Linked DNA regions of Homo sapiens: region 2 is linked to region 1. Evidence: read pairs that join two places in POLR2A ChIA-PET (ENCODE). Cell type or tissue: MCF 10A. All regions are shown on one strand. Each heading gives the region's core, and the rest is flanking DNA. Links, peaks and the distances in the headings are about the cores only.

Region 1 (12,348 bases), core at 1,524-9,523:
ACGAGATTAGGAGATCAAGACCATCCTGGCTAACACGGTGAAACCCCGTCTCTACTAAAAATACAAAAAATTAGCCGGGTATGGTGGTGGGCACCTGTAGTCCCAGCTACTGGGGAGGCTGAGGCAGGAGAAAGGCGTGAACCTGGGAGGCAGAGCTTGCAGTGAGCCGAGATCGCACCACTGCACTCCAGCCTGGGTGGCAGACTGAGACTCTGTCTCAAAAAAAAAAAAAAAAAAAAAAAAGAAGACAGCCAGGCACAGTGGCTCATGCCTGGAATCCCAGCACTTTGGCAGGCTGAGGTGGGAGGATTGCTTGAGCCCTGGAGTTTGAGACAAGCCTGGGCAATGCAGAGAGACCCCCATCTCTACAAAAATTTTTTAAAAAAATTAGCTTAGCATGGTGGCACAGCTACTCAGCGGGCTGAGGTGGGAGGATCACTTGAGCCTGGGATGTCAAGGCTGCAGTGAGCTGTGATCACGCCACTGCACTCCAGCTTGGGCAACAGAGCGAGACCCTGTCTCAAAAAAAAAAGCAACCAAAAGAAACAAAAAAACAAAACAAGAGAAAAGAGCAAGACTTCAGCAGCTTGAAATGGCTGTCTTAATTGACACTATCTTGCTGTCACTCATGATAAGCACCTAGCATCTGCCAGCGAAGCCTCTGCCAACATCAGAAACTCTTCCCCACGAAACCGACAGACTGCCCAGGCCAGGGCAGGAGGGTCTTGTTGTCTTCGTGGCTCTCCCTGGACTGGTTCATTAACCCTTTTTCCTAACCCCTTTCTCTTGATGATAAATGTTACTTTGATGTGGGATGTTTAATCTATACATTTATATATTAAGTATATGATTATGTATGGCTTGCAATGTTGACTGACTTGTGGAGTGGCTTCAGCCTGTGTGCCCGAGGCTCTGCCTCCTGAGTGAACAGGAAGTACTAAGGAGAATTGTCTTTTTGGGAACTCCATGTGGCTAGTGGTGTTTATGATTGAAATTGCATCAATAAAAGTCTGACCTTGTGGAAAGACACAAACGTGCGGGGACCTGGTTATCTTTGATCTTGCACCACTCAAGAGACCCCCCCAATATTGCAGAAAAGCGAACTGAAGCCCAGAGAGATCATGCTCTGCAGATCCAGCGAGCCCACTTCTGAGTATTTATCCAAAGGAAGGAATTGAAACCAGGATCTGAAGAGAGAGCTGCATCCTATGCTCACTGCAGCACTGTTCACAGAAGCCAAGATGTGGGAACAAACTAAGCATTTTCCTTAGCAAATGAATGGATACACAAAAGGTGGTCCATACCTTCAATAAGAGATCTTGTATTAAGTGTTCTTATCACAAAATAGTAATTATTATTATAAATAAATAGAATAATAGATAAAGAGGGCAGGAGGAAACTTTGGAAGGTGATGGATATTTTGCAGCCTAACTTATGGGATGGTATCACTGGTGTTTCCATACATCCACACTCATCAGGTTGTACACATTAAATAGAAACAAAAGAAACAAAAAACAAGAGAAAAGAGCAGGATGTCAGTAGCTTGAAATGGCTGTCTTAATTGACACTATCTTGCTGTCATTCGTGATAAGCACAACAGCAGTATCATCTGTGGATCTTATTCAGATTTCCCGTTTCACTGCTACTCATGTGAATATTAAGTTCCATTCTATGTCATTGCTAGCACAGGCCCCTGTCTGTAATGTCACAAAAAGGTACAGCTTTTTGCATATCAATCATACCTCAATAAAGTAGTCTAAATCAATAAATACAGTGTTGATTTCAAAAACAAAAAAAAAAGGAACACTCTGCAAAACTCTATCTACTACAAAACCCACTTCTTGGGCCCAAGAGACGGGCCCCTGCTGTGCCCACCACTGTATATGGGTCGTCACTCCTTTAACATTGGTCTAAGGGCACTGGCTCCCTCAACTCTGACGTTGGCTCTAGCCAGAAAGGCCCCCAAGCCTGTTAGGAACCAAGAGGTTCCTAACCTCTCGGTTAGGAACCCATCTGCCTGCTCGGAATGGCTGGGCTCCCCTACCGCCTACCGAACCTGCCTGCCCTCCAGCACACAGGCCAAAGCTGAGCCTTGCCAGGAATCCTCCCGGGACCACAACAAGCCACCGTACTTTCTCCCTGGGGCCTCACCTCTTCCCCAACCTGCACCATGCTGGGTGGACCAGGAAGTCCTGGCTGGTCACAGTGCCCCGGTTTCCTCTTCCTACTGCCTCTCTCCCTCCCCCTCCACCCTCAACCTTGCCCAGAGTTAGCACTTGATTGACTAATTGATGGGTTGATGGAAGGTCTTCTCTCCCCATAGCCAGACTTAGGCAGCCTCCCCAGGGCAGGCTGGAATAATCTGCCAGTTGCCAAGTGCCCTCAACCAAGAAGGGGAAAAAATACTCAGTCCACACCTCAGGGCTCTGCTGACAGTCCCCCAGGCTCTCTGGGGTCAGACCTGGCCTGGCCACCCACTGTCCTCAGGCCCCATTTAAAGTTCGACTTTGCCGGATCTCTCCTGGTCCTCAGTTCAGTGTGTCGCCCCCAAAACACACACACCAGGACATAACCTCTTTTGCCAATTCTAGCCGGAAAATTCCATCTCTGCCTCTTCGATCCCATTTAGTTTGCACCAGCCCTCTCCTTATGTGCCAAAGACCTACTTCCCGGCCCAGCTGCCCCACCTTCCTCCTGCCCCAAGTCACCGGACTCAGAGCAGAAGCATCTGCCTGCAGCAGCACAAACAGGCAGATCCCCCAAAACCCGACAAGAGAAACAAGAGGTGCAGCCAGCACCTAGTAACTTCTTTTCATTCGTTTTCTTGACTTTTTATTAAATCCACATTCTGATTTCACGAGCTAGTGTGCCTTTCATTACTGACATTTTTATGGAGATACTTGTAGATTCCCATACAGTTGTAGGAAATCATACTGAGATCCTTGCCCAGTTTCTCCCAATAGTCACACCTCATAAAACTGTATCATAATACCACAACAGCAGTATCATCCGCGGATCTTATTCAGACTTCCCGTTTCACCGCTACTCACGTTAAGTATTAAGTTCCATCTATGTCATCGCTAGCGTAGTCCCCTGTCTCTGGCATCACAGTCAACATTCTGAACAGCTCCAACACGAGGATGCCCATGGCCTTCTGTAACCACAGCCACCTCCCTCCTGTCCCCCACCCCTTCAGCTCCACAATCGCTAATCTGTCCTCTACTACTAACATGGTGTCATTTCAAAAATTATGTTATATAGGCCAGGCGTGGTGGCTCATGCCTGTAATCCCAGCACTTTGGAAGGCCAAGGCGGGTGGATCACCTGAGGTCAGGATTTCAAGACCAGTCTGGCCAACATGGCGAAACCCTGTCTCTACTAAAAATACAAAAATTAGCTGGGTGTGGTGGCACACACCTGTAGTCCCAGCTACTCGGGAGGCTGAGGCAGGAGAATCGCTTGAACCAGGGAGGCGGAGGTTGCAGTGAGCCCAGATCACACCGCTGTACTCCAGCCTGGGACAGAGCAGGACTCTGTCTCAAAAAAAAAAAAAAAAAAAAAACCCATTATATTATATAAATAAATAATATGGTATGTATGGGACTGTTGGCTTTTTTTTTAACTGCACAAAATTCCCTGGAGGTCTTTCAAGTTGTTGCATCCATCAGCTTGTTCCTTTTCAGTGCTGAGTCATATTTCATGGCATGGAGGTGCCACAGTCTGTTTCTGACTTGGTGGACCCAGGGATCTGCAGAAGCTAGTGGGAAAAACCCAAGCCTGCCTGCAGCCTCTAGAACTGGGTAAGTTCTAAAACACGCTTCCATGGCTACAAATCTGAGCACCTGTTTTGGGGAAAGGACCAACTATGCAAACAGAGGGGCCCCACCCCCAGGGGAGGGCACCAGGAAGTCTGTGTCCTCTATTAGAACCAGACTCTATCCTGGGGGAATAGGATACAAGCGAGGGGAGAACTGCTGGATCTACCCTTGAAATTGGATTCTCAGAGCCGAGACAGATTCTGCAGGGCATGTCACCCACCTCTCATCCTCGCGAGACCATCCTTTTGGAAGAAATAGCATTTTCCTTAGTACGAGTATTAGGAAGCTCTTCCTTCCACCAAGTGTGATCAGCACTGCAATCACCTCTGCACTAATTAGCACTGCAACAGAACCAGCCTAGTTTCCCCACTCAGGAGACGCTCCAGTGGAAGCTCTACATCGGTGCTCGTGTGCTCTCTCAGTCTGCACCTCCTCTGGCTAAACATGCTCAACTCCTCTGATCATTCAAACAAAATGTTTTCTAAACCCTGGCCATCTGGTTCCATCTCACCCTTAGTCATCTTCCCTTGAAGACACCGTTTCCAGAATTCACCAGCATAACCCACAAGAGGTCTGACTAGCGTGGCCTCCACAGGGTCTGCTTGCCAATTACCTTCCTCATTCTGTTTGCTCTTTTTCTATTAATTGTCCAATGATGCATTCAAGTAACACACCCAAACAATAAAACGATTAAAATAAGAAGATGGAAAGAATGATATGTTCCCTCGATGAAAGCTTATAAGGCAATCAAAAATCGTTTTTCAAAAAGTAGATAATGACATGGAAAAGCTATCTAAGATAGAATGTTAAATGAAAAAAATAGGCTGGGCACGGTGGCTCATGCCTGCAATCCCAGCACTTTGGGAGTTCAAGGCAGGTAGACCACTCGAGGCCAGGATTCAAGACCAGCCTGGCCCATATGGTGAAACCGCCATCTCTACTAAAAATACAAAAATTAGCCTGGCGCAGTGGCGCACACCTGTAATTCCAGCTGCTTGGAAGGCTGAGGCAGGAGAATTGCTCAAACCCGGGAGGCAGAGGTTGCAGTGAGCCGAGATCGCGCCACTGCACTCCAGCCTAGGCGACAGAGCAAGACCCTATCTCAGAAAAAAAAAAAATAGTCACTCCTGCCCTTCGAAATTCAGCTCAGGCATCTCCTTGGAGTAATTCTGGGAGATCCCTCTCCAACACCTCCCTCCCAGACTCCTGTGATAGGGGAGGGAAGGGGGTCTGTCTTGCTCCACAAATCTAGCATGAGGTATGATATCTAATAAATGTTTGATAAGTTCATTAATAAAATCATATCTTTACTGCAGAGTGGAATTAGTGATGATTCCATTTGGAGGAGAATAGGTGTGCACACAAACAGCAGAACACACACACAAGACTTGTGGGAGAATATAAACAAAACTATTTATAGAGGCTCTAAAATCTGGGAGAGGGAATTTCAGAAGTTTCACATTTTACACTGTACATTTCTATATTGTGTGACTTCAAAAAGAAAAGCTTCCTAAATGTGGTAATGAGGAAAAAAATTTTTTTAGAAAACATGCATAGGCAATACCAAATTGTTAAAATGTCTTTGTAGGGGTATTTGTGTCATTTTTATTAAAAAAAATTTTTTTTGAGACAGAGTCTCGCTCTGTCACCCAGGCTGGAGTGCAATGGCACGATCTCGGCTCACTGCAACCTCCACCTCCCAGGTTCAAGTGATTCTCCTCTCTCAGTCTCCTGAGTAGCTAGGATTACAGGTGCCCACCGCCATGCCTGGCTAATTTTTGGATTTTTAGTGGAGATGGGGTTTCACCATGTTGGCCAGGCTAGTCTTGAACTCCTGACCTCAAGTGATCCATCGGCCCTGGCCTCTCAAAGTGCTGGGATTACAGGCATGAACCACCGCACCCGGCCTCATTTTTAAATTCTTACTACTTATCTGAGTTGGCTAAGTTTTCTTTAAATATGTATATATTAGACTTTTAATAATAACTTTAAAAGGTATAACCAAATAAAAACATAGGGGGAAGAAAGCACACTTCGACTTTGGGCAGTCACACTTCCATGCCTGATCTCTCCTGGGCTCACTGTCAACTCAGAACTCTGGGTCTCGTGGTTTCTGCTCCATGGTTGAGGGAGGTGGTTCAGTGAGCAAAGCACTGACTCCTGACCCAGACGGATGCATTCTGCTCAGCGCAGCCTATCAGACAGTCTGTCCAGATGCTCTGACTCATAATCAAGTCATACAAGGTATCAGCCTTTCCCTCCCAGCTGGTGTCATCTGTGGAGCTGGTAGGCAAATGCCCCAAGTCCTCATCTGAGCTGTTACTAAATAAGAAATGGCACAGAACCCAGGAAGGGGTGACGAGCAGCCTGAGGTCACCACCCAAAGTGACGTGGATTCAAGAACAGACCCCCCCTTAGGCACAGCCTTTCAATCAGACACAAGCCTACCAGAACTTCGATCCTCCAACACCCAGGGCTCCACACCCAGCAGACAGGAGGCCAATAAAACACCTTGTCCAGGATACAAGTGGTGTGTGCACAACAACCAACTAGACACATTGAACCATAGACAGCAAGGAGGGGAAAGAGGCGTGAAAAGTGATTTGTTGGCAGAGGTGGGTGAATTGGTTTTCATTTTAAAACTTCCGCCATAATTTTTAATCATATGTATAATACATAAAGCTGTGTCTATGTAAAGCATGTTGAAATCACAACTCCAGCTGTGCTCCTGGTCCACCAGCTAAGGAACCTCATCAAAAGGGGAAACCAGACAAGCTGGTCTATGATGTTTGTAGCACACCAGCACTGGCACCGGGTGATCACCACTTCCTTCTTATGTGCTCACAGCTCTCTGGTGAATAACATGTTCTAGCAGTTTGCTGGGGATATGCAACCTTCACCATCATCTCAGGAACACAATTTTATAATGGCATGGTGGTGAGCTCCCAGGCTCTGAAGTTGCGTAGATCTGAGTTTGAATTCTTACTCTACTTCTTACTGCCTTTACACAAACCCTTTGAGCCTCAGTATTCTCGTCTGTGAACTGGGCATTCTTTCCCCCACACAGCTGTTGTGAGGATAAAGTGAGGTCAGGAATTGAAGTGCAGATATTTAGTGAAAGGTAGAAATAACTGTCATCACATTCTTCTCCACCCTTTCAACATCGCCACCACCATCATCATCCCCACCACCACCTCAGCATCACCAACGTGGGCCAAAAAGAGTCAAAGGATCCAAGATTTTGATCAGTTAGCCAACTATCACAGGATTCGGGGGAAAATCCCAAAATATTGCTAAGTCCAGGCAGAATAGGGAAATTTTGAAAATATGAGCATCTGAGACAGAATTTTTAGCAGGGAGCTGCTTCTGGAAAGATTCTTAACAAAGCAAAAAGGGCAACTACTACCCATGAGCTCTGAGCAAACCCCAAACACACTTCTCACCACTGCCAACCAGGCCAGGCTAAGAACTCTGAGAATTCTGTAAGTTTCTATTCCCATCCTACCAAATGGTTTCTATAATTTAGTCCCAGGCATCTCAGAAACAACCTGAGAAGAGAAATCCAGTTTCTTACCCAAATCTGATGAATTGTCAACCTTTAGTATTCCATCCCCTCCTGAACCCTGTGGGCTGACAGCCCTGTTCCGCATGTCACAGCCCACATAGGATATGACAGGGCCAGACTACCTGGGCTCCAATCTAGATTCCGCCACTATTTTGCTCTGCGACCTCAGGCAAGTTACTTAGCCTCCATGTGCTCCATTTTCCTCACCTATAAAAAGGTAATAACAATAAGGCTGGGCCGGGCGTGGTGGCTCACACCTGTAATCCCAGCACTTTGGGAGGCCGAGGTGGGCAGATCACCTGATCTCAGGAGTTTGAGACCAGCCTGACCAACATGGAGAAACCCCATCTCTACTAAAAATACAACATTAGCCGTGCATGGTGGTGCATGCCTGTAATCCCAGCTACTCGGGAGGCTGAGGCAGGAGAATCGCTTGAATCCAGGAGGCGGAGGTTGTGGTGAGCTGAGATCACACCATTGCACTCCAGCTGGGCAAAAAGAGCGAAACTCCATCTCAAAATAATAATAATAATAATAATAATAATAATAATAAGGCTGGGTGTGGGGGCTCACACTTGTAGTCCCAGCACTTTTGGAGGCTGAGGTGGGCAGATCACTTGAGCCCAGGAGTTCAAGACCAGCTTGGGCAACATAGCAAGACCCTGCCTCTACAAAAAATACAAAAATTAGTCAGGCGTGCTGGTGCCCACCTGTAGTCCCAGCTACTGAGAAAGCTGAGGCAGGAGGATTGCTTGAGCCGGGAGGTCAAAGTGGCAGTGAGCCATGATTGCACCATTGCACTCCAGCCTGGGTGACAGAGGGAGACCCTGTCTAAAAAAAAAAAAAAACAGTAATAACAACACTTGTCTCTGAGAAGGGTAATACTTGGTCTCAAAGACTAGTAAGACCACATCTTACTTCCCTTCAGCCATGCCTGACCCAGGACTAGGTACACAGTTAGTTCAATGAAGCTTGGCAGGAAAAAAGACAAGCAGCCAGCCATGCTCAATAAATGCTAACGATTATTAGTGTTCATCATTATTAGTATTCTAGACACTCCAGTAATCATTGCACAATATCAGAAGCAACATCATCTTCAGGACCTGGGCTCCCAGGGGACTCTGTCACGTTTCCCTTCCTCTTCCAAAGACAACTTCTCTTTTAAAAGAGACATGAGCCACCAGCCTTGGCAGAACCACAGACCAGAGAAGGAGCAGACATCAGGGAACTTGAGGGCCACAGTGTTCCGAGGGACAGAAGCCACTGGCCACAGCAGTAGGCAGTCTGGTAGTCTGGTTCCCAGGGAGCAGAGTGAGGGTCAGGTAGGGGGAGGGAGCTGTGACTCGTTCTCCTTCCGCAGCCGGTGACAACGTGGCAACAGGCCAGCAAGTCGGCTCGAGCAGGTCCACCCTCTGACCATTTCCACTGCTAGCAGGCGAAGGCAGCCATCAAACTAGGGGCATCTTCTCCTCTTCCTCAGTTTTCTCAACTCCTAAACGAGGAATTTCCAGGTGTTCTCAGGACCAAGGCAGAGGGAAGGCTCCAGAAAGCCCCTGGAGAAGGCAGATTTCCGGTCCACTCCAGCAGCTGAAGCCCCACCTACAGGACAATCCTAGCTTCCTGCTGCTTTCTGCCTTCCCAACCCTCTTCCTCACCCACTGCACACACCTGCCCAGCACATGCTCTAGAGAACAAAAAAGGCAGTTCTCTAAAGTTTTATGTGGGCACAGTGGCTCACGCCTGTAATCCCAACTACTTAGAAGTCTGAGACAAGGAGGATCGATCACCTGGGCCCAAGAGTTTGAGTCCAGCCTGGGCAACATAGCAAGACCCCCATGTCTAAAAAACAAAACAAAATAAAAGTTTAATTTTCTATGGTGGGAGGGGCAGGGGATGAGAAGGAGAAAGGGATATGCAGCTGGCACACATTTTCTTTTCATAGAAAGATATTTCTCCTAGAAGCTGGGTAAAGCAGGGGAATGAAAATCAGAAGGTCTTAGGAAGAGGTCTCTGTTGCTGGCGAGCAGTTCCTTGAATCCTGGGGGCACTTCCCTGTGTTTGGCAGGGCAGGATGGCTCCTCTGTGAGGTCAGGGCCCCACTGACAGCCTGGGTTCTCAGCCTCTCGACAGGCGACCTACTGATACTATACGATCTTCTTGCTTGTCTCAAGTCCCTTTCAACTCAAAAACTCAAGCTGCATCATTTGAACACCACACTGCAACTTACAAAGGGCTTTCATGTAAAGTACCCCTCTTAATCCTTTCAACAAACCTGGAACATATATGTCATCACCATTTTATAGCCACAGAAACCAAGGCTTAGAGATATTGAGTAACATCTCTGAGATCACGTGGCTAGACAAGGCGGCCCCGGGTCTTGGCTGCATGTTACCTCCTGCCACCACATCACAGATGCCTGCAGCCCTAATTTGCTGACCTGGCCCTTCCAGCCTGGGTTAGAGAGATGCCATGTGCTCACCCAGTGCATATCGAGAAGCTAGTACTCATGAGTCAGAATTCAGTTCCCTGTACCCCACACTACCTTGGGTGGTCCCAAGGACAGGGGCTGTGAGTCTAGGGTCTTCCTCACTGCTATTTCCCAGCACCTGGCACAGGCTCAGTCAGTGGGTTACCTAGCAGATATTGTTATGTGAATGAATGCCTGAATGGTTGACAAATTAACAAGCAGGTGACCCTCTGAATAGCCAGAGGTGTACACCCTGGCCCCTAGACATCTGATTTTGGCCACACAACATCCGATTTTTCCAAACTTGGTCTCTGGATGCCTAAGGGATGCTGAGTCTTACCTAGGGCAATTGTGATCGGAAAAGGAACCAGTGGATGTCAAGGCAGCTTCATATTCACCATCAAATACTCAACAGGAATCAAGACCCTCAGGGAGGCAGGCTCCCTGGCTCTCATTAATGGCCATAAGAAGTGGCATCTGTTTCCCTGCTTGCTTGCAGGCAGGGCTCACACCATCCCCAGATGCAGTAACGTGCATCAGGACTCTGAAGGCCACGCAGAACACTTGATGGGAACAGCAGGGGTGGGGCAGGGGCCACACCACCAGCCTTGGGAAGGGGACAGCCAGATACAAATACCACCAAACAAGGGTGCACGGATGGATGCAACTGGGGACAAGGAACCCAGAAACAACAGCACCCTGTGGGCCAGGCTCTGCTGACCCAGATAATAAACCCAGGGGCAGCAGCCACACCTCCCGGCCGGGGATGGACATCCTAGCTGCAAACACACACTACAGGGTGATCCCAGGGACTGGGATTTCTGGTGAGGCCAGGGATGGGAGGAATCTGCAAGACATGGAAATGAGCTTTGGCCAATTTCCTCTGGACACTCCGCCTCACAGCTAACTTTGGCATTCGTCTCTTAGTTTCGCTCTCAAGACTGGATGTTCTTTAAAGGAAACAACCACATCTTACTGGTCTCTGAGAGCCTTCCCTTCACCCATGGGACTAGGTACTGAGTTAGTTCAATAAAGCTCGGCAGGAGAAAAGACAAAGAGCAAGCCAAGAGAATGAAAATGGCAGAGGGGGAAGGAACAGCCCAAGGGCGCAGAGAGCAAATGAGCTTCGCAGAGGAGGAGGAAATGAGCAGGGATGGGGGAAACTAAAGCCAGGGCTTGCAGGTGACAAGACAAGTCCGCTGAATGTGGGATCCTGGGGGTGAGTGGAAGGTGAGCCCCAGCCTGGCTGCTTGTCAGGTGGTGAGATGGCTCAGAGAGGAGGCTGGACCACACGACCAGGAAGACCCTGCTTTCCCCGTGTGGGCAGGAGAGTCCTAGAAAGGGAAGTCAGGGAGAACAAACTTGGGGTGGGGGCACCGGACTGCCCTGAAATAACAAATTCCAAACAGCAGGTTCTCTGCTGAAGAGGCAGGGAGTCTAGAACCCCAAGTAGGCAATTAGCAAGGACACAAACATAGCAATTACAGCAAGGAAGAGAAGGTGAATCTGCCTCACAGCAGGGCACAGGCACAGCCAGGGGAAGGGCCCAAGCCTTCAGGTCCACTGGAAGCTTTCCTCCTTGCTGAGGGTGAAAAGTGGAGAAAATAGCAGAGCCCAGCCCCAGGTCCTGTCTGTGGTGCAGGCAGCCTCCAAAGCCCCAGCGTCTGATTTTCTGCAAGCTCCCTAGGTCGGGATGCTGCTTGGACAAAAGGAATTGATCTGAGACAGCACCAAAATCAGGCCTGACTTAGGGAGCAACGGCGGAGACTATGGAGCCCAGGGGCACCCGGAAGGAGGGGAGAAAGTGAGGGTTGGCAGGGCAGGGAGGCCATCATTTGCAGAGGAGCAAAACTCTCTGCCACACAGCCCCTGCCTCTCAGCGCCGCCCTGACCTGGTATGCCCTGGCCTTCCAGGAAACCTGGGGGTCTGCCTTGGACAGAGAGGGTAGAGACCTGGCTGCTGGTCCCGCCCGGGCACTACCACCTAGGTGGGTCCGTCAATGAAGTGACTAGCGACCCATCCCCAACTCCATACAGGAACATGTAATCTTTTTGAGATCTTTCAATAGGTCTTTCATTGTTCTTTCTGCCAAAGAAGAGCTTCCTGTTTCGGTACTTCGCAAAAGGCTCAAGACATGTGTGTTCCCACATCCCTTCCCATACAGCCGCCTTCCCAAAGGGCTCCATCCCCTCTCGAGAAGCCCAGGCAAGCCCAACTCTGGAGTTCTTAGCTCCAGCCCGTATGGCAGCCAAAGCCCTGGCCTCCCAGTTGTCCTCTGCGAGGTCCCAAAGCGCCTTTTGACGGGGAAGGAGAGAGACGAAAGAAACTTTCTGCAGAGGCCAAGGATGGCTGAGACTCCAAACCCTCCTGAAATTTCACTTCCTCCCAAATAACCCCACTCCAAGCCCCTGGTTTCTTCCAGATGTTCACTAACAGCGCGAGAGTCATGGAGGGGCCGAGACGGAGCCCCTTTTTTCAACTCAGGGAAAGAAAGGAC
Region 2 (12,348 bases), core at 2,744-10,743, 110 kb before region 1:
TCAAAGCTAAGGGCACTCTCAAAAATGGTGGTAGTTGTGGGAGAGGACTATAGAAAAGACCAGAATAAGACAGCTAAGTGAAGCTCTACTGTAGCAAGAAGAAATATCAGATAGACCTCAAACTGTTCCTTCAAATGAGCTACGGTTGGTTGGTTGGTTGGTTGGTTGGTTGGTTTTGAGACAGAGTCTCGCTCTGTTGTCCAGGCTGAAGTGCAGTGGCATGATCTCAGCTCACTGCAACCTCCACCTCCTGGACTCGAGCGATTCTCCTGCCTCAGCATCCCGGTTAGCTGGGACCACAGGTGCATGCCACCAAGCCCAGCTAATTTTGGTATTTTTAATGGAGACAGGGTTTTGCCGTGTTGGCCAGGCTGGTCTCGAACTCCTGGCCTCAAGTGATCCACCTGCCTCAGCTTTCCAAAGTGCTGGTATTACAGGTGTGAGCCACTGCACCCAACCTGAGCCACATTTTGATTTCAATTAATTTGTAGAATATAAACCCAGGGCTTTTTTTTTTTTTTTTTTTTAAATAACAGTAGAACAGTTAGTGGAGTTTAACACCTTGGTGTGATAAGAGCTAGAATATCACTGTAAGTCCAGGGTGACTGTGGGCGTACCCAAAAATGTACCTCTCTGTGGATCAACATCCAAGGCTTAGCATTGTGGAGGTTGGGGAAGTGGGGAAATAGACTTTGCTAAAATAATTCGGCTAGTCACTAAAAAATAAGCAAGAAACAGTAAGAAGCACCAAGAAAGAGGGAGGTAGAAGAAAGGAACAGTAACTGGATTTGCTATACTATATTATCAAAAATGTCAGTGTCTAGCAAAAAATTATGAGGCATGCAGAGAAAAAAGAAATTATGACTCATGCACCAGAAAAAAAGCAGACCTTATAAACTGCCTGTGTGAGAGAGACCACATGTCAGATTTAACAGAAAAGACTTCAAAATAGCCATCATAAGTGTGTTCACAGAACTAGAGAAAAAGCATAAAGAGGTAAAAGTGGGTATAGTGACAATTTTGCATAAAATAGAGGCTATCAATAAGAATATAAAAATTATTGAAAAAACAATTAGAAATTCTGGAATTGAAAAAAATAATTAACCGAAAATTCACTAGCAGTGCTCTTCTTCACTGGCAGAAGATGGGTTTAGTGAATTCGAACATAGATCAATAGAAATTATGCAAACTGAGGAACAGAGATAAGATAATAATGAGTAGAGCTTCAGCAAAACATAAGACACCATCCCACATACCATTAAACACTTAAGAGTAATGGGAGTTCTGGAAGGAGAGGAGGAAGAGAAAGAAGATAACAATAGAAAATGATATAGCAATAGAAAAAAACACTCAAATAGTGGCAGAAAACTTCCCATACAAACGAATGATGGTTTGACTTACAAGTTTTTAGTGTATGATAGCACAAAAGTGAAAGTGATAAAGCATTCAGTAGAAACCGTGCTTCAAGTACCCTTACAACCACTCTGTTTTTCACTTTCAATGTGGTATTCAATAAATCATATGAGGTACTGAACACTTTATTTAAAAATACTTTGTGTTAGGTTATTTTGCCCAACTGTGTAAGCTAATGTCAGTGTTTTGAGCACTTTAAGCTAGACTAAGCTGTGATCTTTAGGAAGGTAGGTATATTAAATGCATTTTCGACTTTGATATTTTTAACTAACAATGGGCTTATTGGATATAATTCCATACATTGGAGCATCTTTACTGAAAATCTTTTTCTAAGTAAGAAAAATGTAGCAATTTAAACATACAGTAAAAACGCTAAAAGTTTAAAAAGGGAAAATCTTTAAAATAGTAAGAAAATAACTCACTCAAAATGGAACCACTGTAGGATTAATGGCTGACTTCTTATAGCAGTGGAGGCCAGAAGGCGTTGGGAGAACATATTCAAAATGTGCAAAGGACGAGGGAAGAAAACTGTCAACCAAAAATCTTATATCCAACAATGCTATCTTTTTTAAATGAAAGCAAAATAAAGACTGTCCTAGATAAAAACGAAAATTTGTTGCTAGCTGACCCACTTTACAAGGAACATCAAAGGAATTTTTTCAGGCTGAAGGCAAATGACCCTAGATGGTAATTTGAATGCACACAAAAAAATAGAGCATCAGAAAAGGTAATTATATAATTACTTTAAAAAAAAGAAATTAACATTTTTCTCCTTTCTTGTTATAAGTTTATTAAAAAGCAAGCTATTTTATATGTATATACATATATGTAATGCTGATCCCATAACAAAGAAATGTAATAAATCTGTAATATATCTGCCAGTAACAGCACAAAAATAAGTGGGTAGGAGCAAAGCTGTGTTGGGCTAAGGAAATGACTACAGATGGGAAAGCAGTAATCATGACCACATATTGTGTTTGTAATCATGAGCAGATATGATATCTGTAACAATGCTACTATAAATGGGGGAGGGAATTGACATATATAGTAGTCATGTTTTTGTCTGTCACAAGAATTAAGCTAGTATAGATCTGAAGCTGGTTCTGGTATATATTCTAAAACCTTGAGCAACTACTAAAAACAACTCAAAAAATATAATTAAAAATCATTTTAAACCTGCAGATGCTACATTAGAAAATAATACAAAAGTAAGCACTAAAGGAATAGTAGAGGAACAAAACAGACATGGGACATAGAATTGCACGTTTGAATCTAACTATACAAATAACATTAAATGTGAACGGATTGAAATCAAAAGACAGAGATTGTCAGACTAAGTTTATAAACAGCATTATCCAGCTGTATGCTAGCTAAAGGAGACATAATTGTCATTCAAAGAAAAATAGATTGAAAGTAAAAGGATGGAAATAAATATATCATGTAAACAGCAACCACCAGAAAGCGAGAGTGGTTTTACTCGTATCCAGCAAATAGACTTTATAACAAAAAGTGTTACTAGAGACGTTTTATAAGGATAAAAGGGTCATTTCATCAGGAAGCTGTAACAGTTATGTTGCATATATGTAATAACAGAATACCAAAATACATGAAGCAAAAACAGAAATGAAGAAACAGACAATTCAACATTAGTAGTTGGAGACTTCAGTATACCGCTTTTAATAATGTATAGAACAGGCCGGGCACAGTGGCTAACACCTGTAATCCCAGCACTCTGGGAGGCCGAGGCGGACAGATCACTTAGGAGTTTGAGACCAGCCTGGCCATCATGGTAAAACCCTATCTCTACTAAAAATACAAAAATTAGCCAGGCATGGTGGTGCACTCCTATAATCCCAGCTACTCGAGAGGCTGAAGCAAGAGAATCACTTGAACCCAGGAGGTGGAGGTTGCAGTGAGTCAAGATCATGCCACTGCACTCCAGCCTGGGCAACACAGCAAGACTCTGTCTCAAAAAAAAAAGAAAAAAAAAAGAAACGTATAGAAAATTAAAAGGTCAACAAGTAAATAGACGCTATAAACCAACTAGACCTAACTGACATCTATGGAACACTTCACCCAGCAACAATAGAGTATATGTTCTTCTCAAGTGCACATGGAACATTCTCCATTATAGACCATATGCTAGCCATGAAACAAACCTCTGATTTCTTTTTTCTTTTTTTTTTTTTTGAGACAGAGTTTCACGTTCACTCTTGTTGCTTAGGCTGGAATGCCAAGGTGTGATCTCAGCTCACTGCAACCTCTGCCTCCCGAGTTCAAGCGATTCTCCTGCCTCAGCTTCCCCAGTCACTGGGATTATAGGCACCTGCCACCATGCCTGGTTAATTTTTGTATTTTTAGTAGAGACGGGGTTTCACCGTGTTAGCCAGACTAGCCTCAAACTCCTGACCTCAGGTGATCACCCGCTTTGGCCTCCCAAAGTGCTGGGATTACAGGCGTGAGCCACTGCACCTGGCCAATAGATTTTAATGCAAATGACCTGGCGCGGTGGCTCATGCCTGTAATCCCAGCACTTTGGGAGGCCAAGGTGGGCCGATCACGAGGCCAAGAGATCGAGACCATCCTGGCCATCATGGTGAAACCCTGTCTTTACTAAAAATACAAAAATTATCTGGGCATGCTGGCACGCGCCTGTACTCCCAGCTACTTGGGAGGCTGAGGCAGGAGAACTGCTTGAACCTGGGAGGCGGAAGTTGCAGTGAGCTAAGATCATGCCACTGCATACCAGTCTGGCAACAGAGTGAGACTCTGTCTCAAAAAAAAATGGAGATTATGTTCTGAGACCATATGGAATGAAATTAGAAATCAAAAGCAGGAAAAAATTTGAGAAGCTCACAAATATGTGGTAATTAAACAATGCATTCCTAAATAACCAACAGATCAAAAAAGAAATCCAAATGAAATCAGAAAATATTCTAGAGTGGGTTAGGCATGGTAGCCCACTCCTTTAATCTCAGCACTTTGGGAGGCCAAGGCAGGAGAATCGCTTGAGCCCAGGAGTTTGAGACCAGCCTGGGCAACATAGTGAATCCCTGTCACTATTTTTTAAAATGTATTTTAAAAAAGAAAATGTTCTATGGTGAATAAAAATGAAGATACGACATTACAAACACTCACGGTATGTAGTTATAGCAGTGCTTAGAGGGAAATTTATAGTTACAGATGCTTATATTAAGGAAGAAGAAAGATCTCAAATGAATGACCTCGCCCCTCCACCTTAAGACACTGGAAAAAGAGCAAACCTACTTAAGGAGGCATAAGGAAGGAAATAATAAAGATCATAAAAGAATACTATGAAAAATTTTATAGCAATATAATTGTCATATGTCAAATGTCAGAAGCAGTAGACAATCTGAATAGATCTATATCAAGTAATGAGATTAGTAATTTAAAAACTACCTTCAATGAAAAGCCCAGGCTCAGATAGCTTTACAGTGAATTCTACCAAACATTTAAAGAACTAATACCGATTCTTTACAAACTCTTCCAAAAAACGGGAGGGGAGGGAACTGCTGTTCCCATATCATTTTATGTGGCTGGTATTTACCCTGACAATAAAGCCAGACAAAGACGTCACAAGAAAACTCCAGACCAATATCTCTTATGAATAATGGATGTGAAAATCCTCAACAAAGTACTAGCAAACTGAATCCCACAACATATTTTTTTAAAAAACAAACTGTATCATACATGATCAACTGGGATTTTTTCCAGGTTGCCAAGGCTAGTTCAACATTTAAAATTAATTAATGGAATATATTAATAGAATAATTTTTAAATTACATGATTATATCAATAGATGCAGAAAAAGCATTTGACTCATTGAATTCCCTTTAGTGATAGTAACACTGTAGCAAACTAGGAATAGAGAAGAGTTTCCTTAACCTGAAAAGGGGCATCTATGAAAACCTCGTAGCTAACATAATCAGTGATAACAGACTGGGAATTTCCCCTTCTAAGACTAGGAACAAGACAAGGATATCTGCTCTTGCTATTTCTGTTTAACATTGCACTGGAGACTCTAGGTAAGGAAATTAGGCAAGATAAATAAAAGGCATCTAGTTTGGAAAGGAAGAGGTAAGACTGTTTTCAGATGACCTGATCTTATACACGTTGAGCATCCCAAATCCAAAAATGTAAAATTTGAAATGCGCCAAAGTGCAAAGTGTTTTGAGCACCAACATGACGCTCAAAATCCTCATTAGAGCATTTTGGATTTCGGGTTTTTGGATTTAGGAATGTTCAACTAATAACATGTAATGCAAATATTCTAAAATTCAAAATACTTTCGGTCCCAAACTTTTTTTTTTTTATTTGAGACAATCTTGCTCTGTCACTCAGATTGGAGTGCAGTGGTGTGCTCTTGGCTCACTGAAACCTCCGCCTCCTGGGTTCAAATTATTTTCCTGCCTCAGCCCCCCTACTAGCTGGGATTACAGGCATGTGCCACCACGTCAAACTAATTTTTTTGTATTTTTTATAGATGGGCCGGGGTTGGGCGGGTGGGGTCTCTCCATGTTGGCCAGGCTGGTCTCGAACTCCTGGCCTCAAGTGATCCACCTGCCTCAGCCTCCCAAAGTGCTGGGATTACAGATGTGAGCCACCATGCCTGGCCCCCAAGCATTTTGGATAAGGGATACTCAACCTGTTTATAGAAAATCGTAAGGAATTCATTTAAAAAGTATAGGACTAATAAACAAGTTGAGCAAGGTTGCAGAATATAAAACCAGTATACAAACATGAGTTGTCTTATTATACACTTGCAGTGAAGCATTAAATTAAGAAAACAGGCTGGAGGTAGTGGCTCATGCCTGTAATTCTAGCAGTTTGGGAGGCCAAGGTGGGTGGATTGCTTGAGCCCGGGAGTTTGAGACCGGCCTGGGCAATGTGTCAAAACCCCATCTCTACAAAAAATACAAAAATTAGCCAGGCATGTTGGTGGCCCATGCCCGTAGTCCCAGCTACTCAGGAGACTGAGGTAGGGGGATCAGTTGAGCCCAGCAGATCAAGGCTTCAGTGAGCCGTGATCATACCATTGCACTCCAGCCTGGGGCAGCAGAGTGAGACTCTGTCTCAAAAAAAAAAAAAAAAAAATTAAGAAAATAATTTTATTCATGGTGACATCAAAAGAATAAATTTAACAAAGAAAAACTCATACTCTGAAAACTTACAACATGGCTGAAAGAAATTAAAGACAATCTAAATAAATAGAAAAACACCCCATGTTCATGGATCAGAAGATTCAACATTGTAAAGATAGCAGTATTCTCCAAACTAATCTATAAATTCAATGCAGTTCCTATCAGAATCCTTGCTGACTTTGTAAAGATTGACAGTCTGATTCTGAAATTAATATGGAGTTGCAGGGGACCCAGAATAGCCAAAATAGTACTGAAAAAGGACAAAATAAGAGGACTCAGCTTCTTGACTTCAAAACTTACTGCAAAACAACAGTAATTAAAGCATTGTGGTACTGGCACAAGGACATATAAATCAATGGAATAGAGAGTCCAGATATAAACCTATTTGTGTTCAACTGATTTCCAACAAGGATGCCAAGATCTTTCAGTGGTAAAAGAATACGCTTTTTAACAGATGGTACTGGGACAACTAAATAGCTACATGCAAAAGAACGAGGTGGGACCATATACAAAAAATAACTCAAAATAGGTTAAAGGCCTGAAACTTTAAAACTCCTTGAAAAAAAAAAAAAGATATTAGTAAATCTTCATGACTTTGTATTTGGCAAGGAATTTGTAGATACGATACCAAAAGCATGAACAGCAAAAGAAAAACACTGAACTTCATAAAAATTAAAACCTTCTGTGCTTCAAAGGACACCGTCATAAAAGACAACCCACAGAATGAGAGAAAATATTTGCAAACCATTTCTCTGGTAAGCAACTCACAACTAGAATATATAAAGAACTCTGACAACTCAGTAACAAAAAGACAACCCAATGGGCAGAGCTCCAAATGGACAAGGAAGATACACTAATGTCCAGTAAGCACATGAAGATGCTCAACATTGTTACTTATCAGGGAAATGTAAATTAAAACTACAGTGAGATACCACTTCACATCCACTAGGATGACTAGAAACAAAGTTGAATCATAAGTGTTGGTGAGGATGTGGAGAAATCAGAATCCTCATACACTCTTTTTTTTTTTGGAGACGGAGTCTCGTTGACACCCAGGCTGGAGTACAGTGGCGTGATCTTGGCTCACCGCAACCTCCGCCTCCCAGATTCAAGCTATTCTCCTGCCTCAGCCTCCCGAGCAGCTGGGATTACAGGCGCCCACCCCTACACCCAGCTAATTTTTTTGTATTTTTAGTAGAGTTCGGGCTTCACCATATTGGCCAGGCTGGTCTTGACTCCTGACCTCAAGTAATCCACCCGCCTCGACCTCCCAAAGTGCTAGGATTACAGATGTGAACCACCGCATCCAGCCTCCTCATACACTCTTGATGGGAATATAAAGGTGTGGCTGCTTTGGAAGACAGTCTGACAATTTCTCAAATGATTAAATATAGAGTTACCATATGACCCAGCAATTCCTGTCTTACACATATACCCAACAAACTGAAAACATACATCCACACAAAAACTTACACGATTGTTTATAGCAGCATTATTCATAATAGCCAAAAACTGGAAACAACTCGTGTCCATTAACCTGTAGATAATAAAAATGCGGAATATGGAGTGGAGTATTTTTTCAGCAATAAATGTAAATGAGGCATGATACATGGTAGAACATTATACTAAGTGAAGTGAGCCCCAAACGTCCACATTATTATATGATTCCATTCATATGAAAGTCTTGGATGGGGAAGTTTATAGACAAAAAATAGATTAGTGATTGCTTAGGGCTGGCAGGAAGTTGGAGGGGGTTCTCCTAGGTTTGTCTGTTGGGAACCTCCTCAAGTTGACTTGAGCTTTGACATACCCCGAGTAATCTTTGGTAGCTTCCTTGTTATCTGGTCAGATATTCCAGAAGGCATTTACTGCCTGAGACATGGAATCAGCCATTTCTCTAAGGACCCATGAGTTTATAGTTTTTTTGAGATGAGAAATGGAATTTAGAAGCCATTCTGGGTGCTAGCCATATTCATTGCTAGAGATTAAGTACATTATCATTTCATACTGATGCTTTTAATGTGAAATTCAAGACTGTAAACTCAAATTGCAACTTTTTCCTTTAACTATTTATAATGAATAGATATAGGCATTTTATATAGCAAAACCAGACAGAAATTTTATAACATAAATTTATTCATTCATATATTTCACTCTGTTGTATGTTATGTGCAATACTGGACAGGGTCGAGAGAAATTAGACACAAAATGTTTTCACCAAGGCCTTTTGCTCTATCTGCTCCAAGCTTCTAACAACGTGCCTTTCTGCCCTTCGTCCCCGTACATTCTTTACATGTCTTCAGCTCTGATAAATTCAGCAGAATGAAATTTATCGTGACTTCTTCCCTGAACTGCAGGCCAGAATGGGCAACTTCATGTATAAATTTACATGTGGATATTCTTCTCAGGTATTTTAAACTCAGTATATCCAAAATTGAAACATTTCTTTCCCCATCATCAACCCCTATCGAAACCAGCTCTTCTTTTGTCTTGTTTGGTGAAAACAAAGTTAGAGATAAAACCATCTGACTCTTTTAGCTACTGTTCCACCCACCCTTAGTACAAAATCATGCCTAGGTGGTTTTCCATTCTAAATATTTCTCAGATGCATTTTCTTTATCCTCACTGCTGCCACCAAGAAATCTTCTTAAAAGGCAGATAGGACTCTTCTACTCCCATGTGGCTACCTGTACTTTTTGAAGAAGATTGTAGGTCTGAAGCTTGGTATAAACATAAGTGGTCTTGAACCAAATAATTTTCTGGCCTCAGTTTCCTCATCTGTAAAATCAGGGTATTATAATGTAAACTCATGTGAGATAGCATATCTAAAGCCCCTAGTGTTCTATCTGGAGCATAGTTGATAAAAGCCAATACAGACAAGTTTATGTATAAATTTCCACCTGGATATTCCTCTTACAGGCATCTTAAACTTATATGCCCCTCTCCTTAACCTTTTCTGTCCTTCATGGGTTTTAATTAGAATATAAGCTGCGAGTGAGTGATCTCAGTTCAGTTTTAGCATAATTAAAACCTGGTTAGTATCTTTTGAAAGTTAGCTTCCAGTTTTGAGATGTGGCTGCATATTTAAATAGATACATTCTTTCAAATATCAACTTTTCCCATCCAACTAAAATTACTTCCAAGGTTAACAGTCTCATTACTTTCTCTTTCATCATGTTAAGCAGCCACGTCACTTTATATGCTAAGAGCTACTTCGTTTTAATCTCAAATCTTCTGATAATTTTTATCAGCTAATCTATATATCAAAATACAGGTTTTTAAAATGCTGTGAAAAATAGACATTTTAAAATTTGATCTACATTTAATTTTTGTTCACACTTTTTCTAGTGTGAATAAATAGCTAACGTTTATTGAATGCTTGCTTTATGCCAGGAATTGTGCTAATTTAATCCTCTTGGCTATCTTGGAAGTATAATTTCTATGATTCCTGTTTTTCAGATGAGAAAAAAAACAGAAGCATCATTAGAGAGGTGAACAACTTGACTCAGATTTAATGCCTGGCTGGTAAATGGGGAAGTGAAAATTTAAAACCTAAGATTTGTCTAACTTAAACCAATCTACTTTATCAACTAGGCTGTATACCTTATTTGGCAAAATTGTTTCAACCCAACTGTAAAAAAAAATTGTAGGTTCTTTTTTGTATTCCCTTAAATTATATGTTGTTTAGCAACATACCACTTTCACAAGAATGTGTGATAGCAGTATTTCATCAGTAATTTGGAATAAAATGGGTGGGAAGTAAACTTCCTGAATTACTGAATAGTTCAAATTGCAAACTGCTACAAGTACATTTTTATTACTTGTAAATGCTGCACAAAGTCTAAATTAGTAATTGTAGTTAATACTGATCTTTACTCAAGAATTTTAAATGACCTCCAAATTAAACTTATAACTACACATATACATATTCATCTACACACAGAGATAAATGAGATTAATTAATTAATTATTTAGTGGAGTTTCACTCTTTTTGCCCAGGCTGGAGTGCAATAGTGTGATCTCGGCTCACTGCAATCTCCACCTCCCGGGTTCAAGTGATTCACCTGCCTCAGCCTCCCGACTAGCTAGGATTACAGGCACACACCACCACTCCCAGCTAATTTTGTATTTTTAGTAGAGATGGGGTTTCACCATGTTGGCCAGGCTGGTCTTGACCCCTGACCTCAGGTGATCCACCCGCTTTGGCCTCCCAAAGTGCTGGGATTACAGGCATGAGCCACCGTGCCTGGCGAGATTTTTTTTTTTTTAAAGAGACTTGGCTAACTTATAAAAACTTCAGGTTATACCTTGTGGTTTCTCAACTGTCCATATTATGTATGACATTTTCTTTTTTTCTCTCTCTCTCTCTCTTAAAATTTGAGGCCGAGCGTGATGGCTCACACCTGTAATCCCAGCGCTTTGGGAGGCTGAGTCAGGTGGATCACATGAGGTCAGGAGTTCGAGACCAGCCTGGCCAACATGGTGAAACCCCATCTCTACTAAAATTACAAAAAATTAGCCAGGTGTAGTGTCTGGCGACTGTATTCGCAACTACTCAGGAGGCTGAAGCAGGAGAATTGCTTGAACCCGGGAGGCGGAGGTTGCAGTGAGCCAAGATAGTGCCACTGTACTCCAGCCTGGGTGACAGAGTGAGACTCTGTCTCAAAATAAAATAAAATAAAATTTGAGACAGGGTCTTGCTGTGTTGCCCAGGTTGGAGTCAAGGGCTCTTCCCACCTTAACTTCCTGAGTAGCTGGGATTACAGCTGCATGCCACTATACTTGGCACATTTTTCAAATATCTTAAAAATACTTTGTTGCTAAAAAATTCTAGCAATTATCTGAGCTTTCAGCAAGTCATAATCTTTTTGTTGGTGGAAGGTCTTGCCTTGATATTGATGGGTGCTACTGCTCTGGATGGAGGTCACTGAAGATTGGAGTTGTGGCAGTTTGTTTAATGAGACAGTGATGAAGTTTGCCACATGGGTTGAATCTTTCTTCCCCTACCCCACTCCACCCCCCGCTTTTTTTTTTTTTTAAATTAGACGTGGGTCTCACTCCATTGCATTGAGCTCCTGGGCTCAAGTAGTCTTCCTGCCTCAGCCTCCCAAAGTGCTGGGATTACAGGCATGAGCCCCTGCACCCAACCTGGATCTTTCTTTCGTGAGGATTTCTCTTTTTTTTTTTTTTTGTAGACAGAGTCTCACTCTGTCACCCAGTCTGGAGTGCATGGCATGATCTTGGTTCACTGCAGCCTCCACCTCCCGGGTTCAAGCAGTTCTGCCTCAGCCTCCCGAGTAGCTGGGATTACAGGTGCCTGCCACCACACCCGGCTAATTTTTTGTATTTTTGGTAGAAACAGGATTTCACCATGTTGTCCAGGTTGGTCTCGAACTCCTGACCTCAGGGGATCCACCTGCCCTGGCCTCCCAAAGTGCCAAAGTGCTGGGATTACAGGCATGAGCCACTGCGCCCGGCCTTCACGAGGATTTCTCTACAGGATGTGATGCTGTTTGATAGCATATTACTTATAGAAGGACTTCTTTCAAAATCAGAGTTGATTGCTAGGTGTAGTAGTTCAAACCTGTAATCTCAGCACTTTGCAATGCTGAGGCCAGGAGTTCGAGACCAGCCTGGGCAACATAGGGATACCCCTATCTCTACCTAAAGAAATAAAAAAATTTAAAAATTAGCCAGGCGTGGTGATACACACCATAGTCCTAGATGCTTGAGTGGCTAAGACAGGAGGATTGCTTGACCCTAGGACTTCAAG

Evidence for each region. ChIA-PET counts read pairs that join two places held together with the same protein. Peaks named below come from ENCODE experiments on the same cell type or tissue, not always from the same donor. Only the 100,000 strongest peaks of a DNase experiment are listed, where the experiment ranks them.
Region 2: POLR2A ChIA-PET joins it to region 1 with 5 read pairs; 2 of 35 experiments call an interaction of 5 or more read pairs at or near these places.

What each region holds. Positions count from the first base shown.
Region 1 is chr11:130,160,307-130,172,654 of GRCh38, reverse strand. All of the region lies in intron 1 of ST14 (ST14 transmembrane serine protease matriptase), which reads right to left. Among named protein-coding and RNA genes, the nearest start is that of ST14, 6.7 kb to the right of the region's middle. RefSeq lists an enhancer at 11,138-11,637. In MCF 10A, for the core only: no CTCF peak of the experiment used is centred there; a DNase peak (open chromatin) is centred at 6,024.
Region 2 is chr11:130,267,488-130,279,835 of GRCh38, reverse strand. All of the region lies in intron 1 of ZBTB44 (zinc finger and BTB domain containing 44), which reads left to right. Among named protein-coding and RNA genes, the nearest start is that of ZBTB44, 41 kb to the left of the region's middle. In MCF 10A, for the core only: no CTCF peak of the experiment used is centred there; no DNase peak of the experiment used is centred there.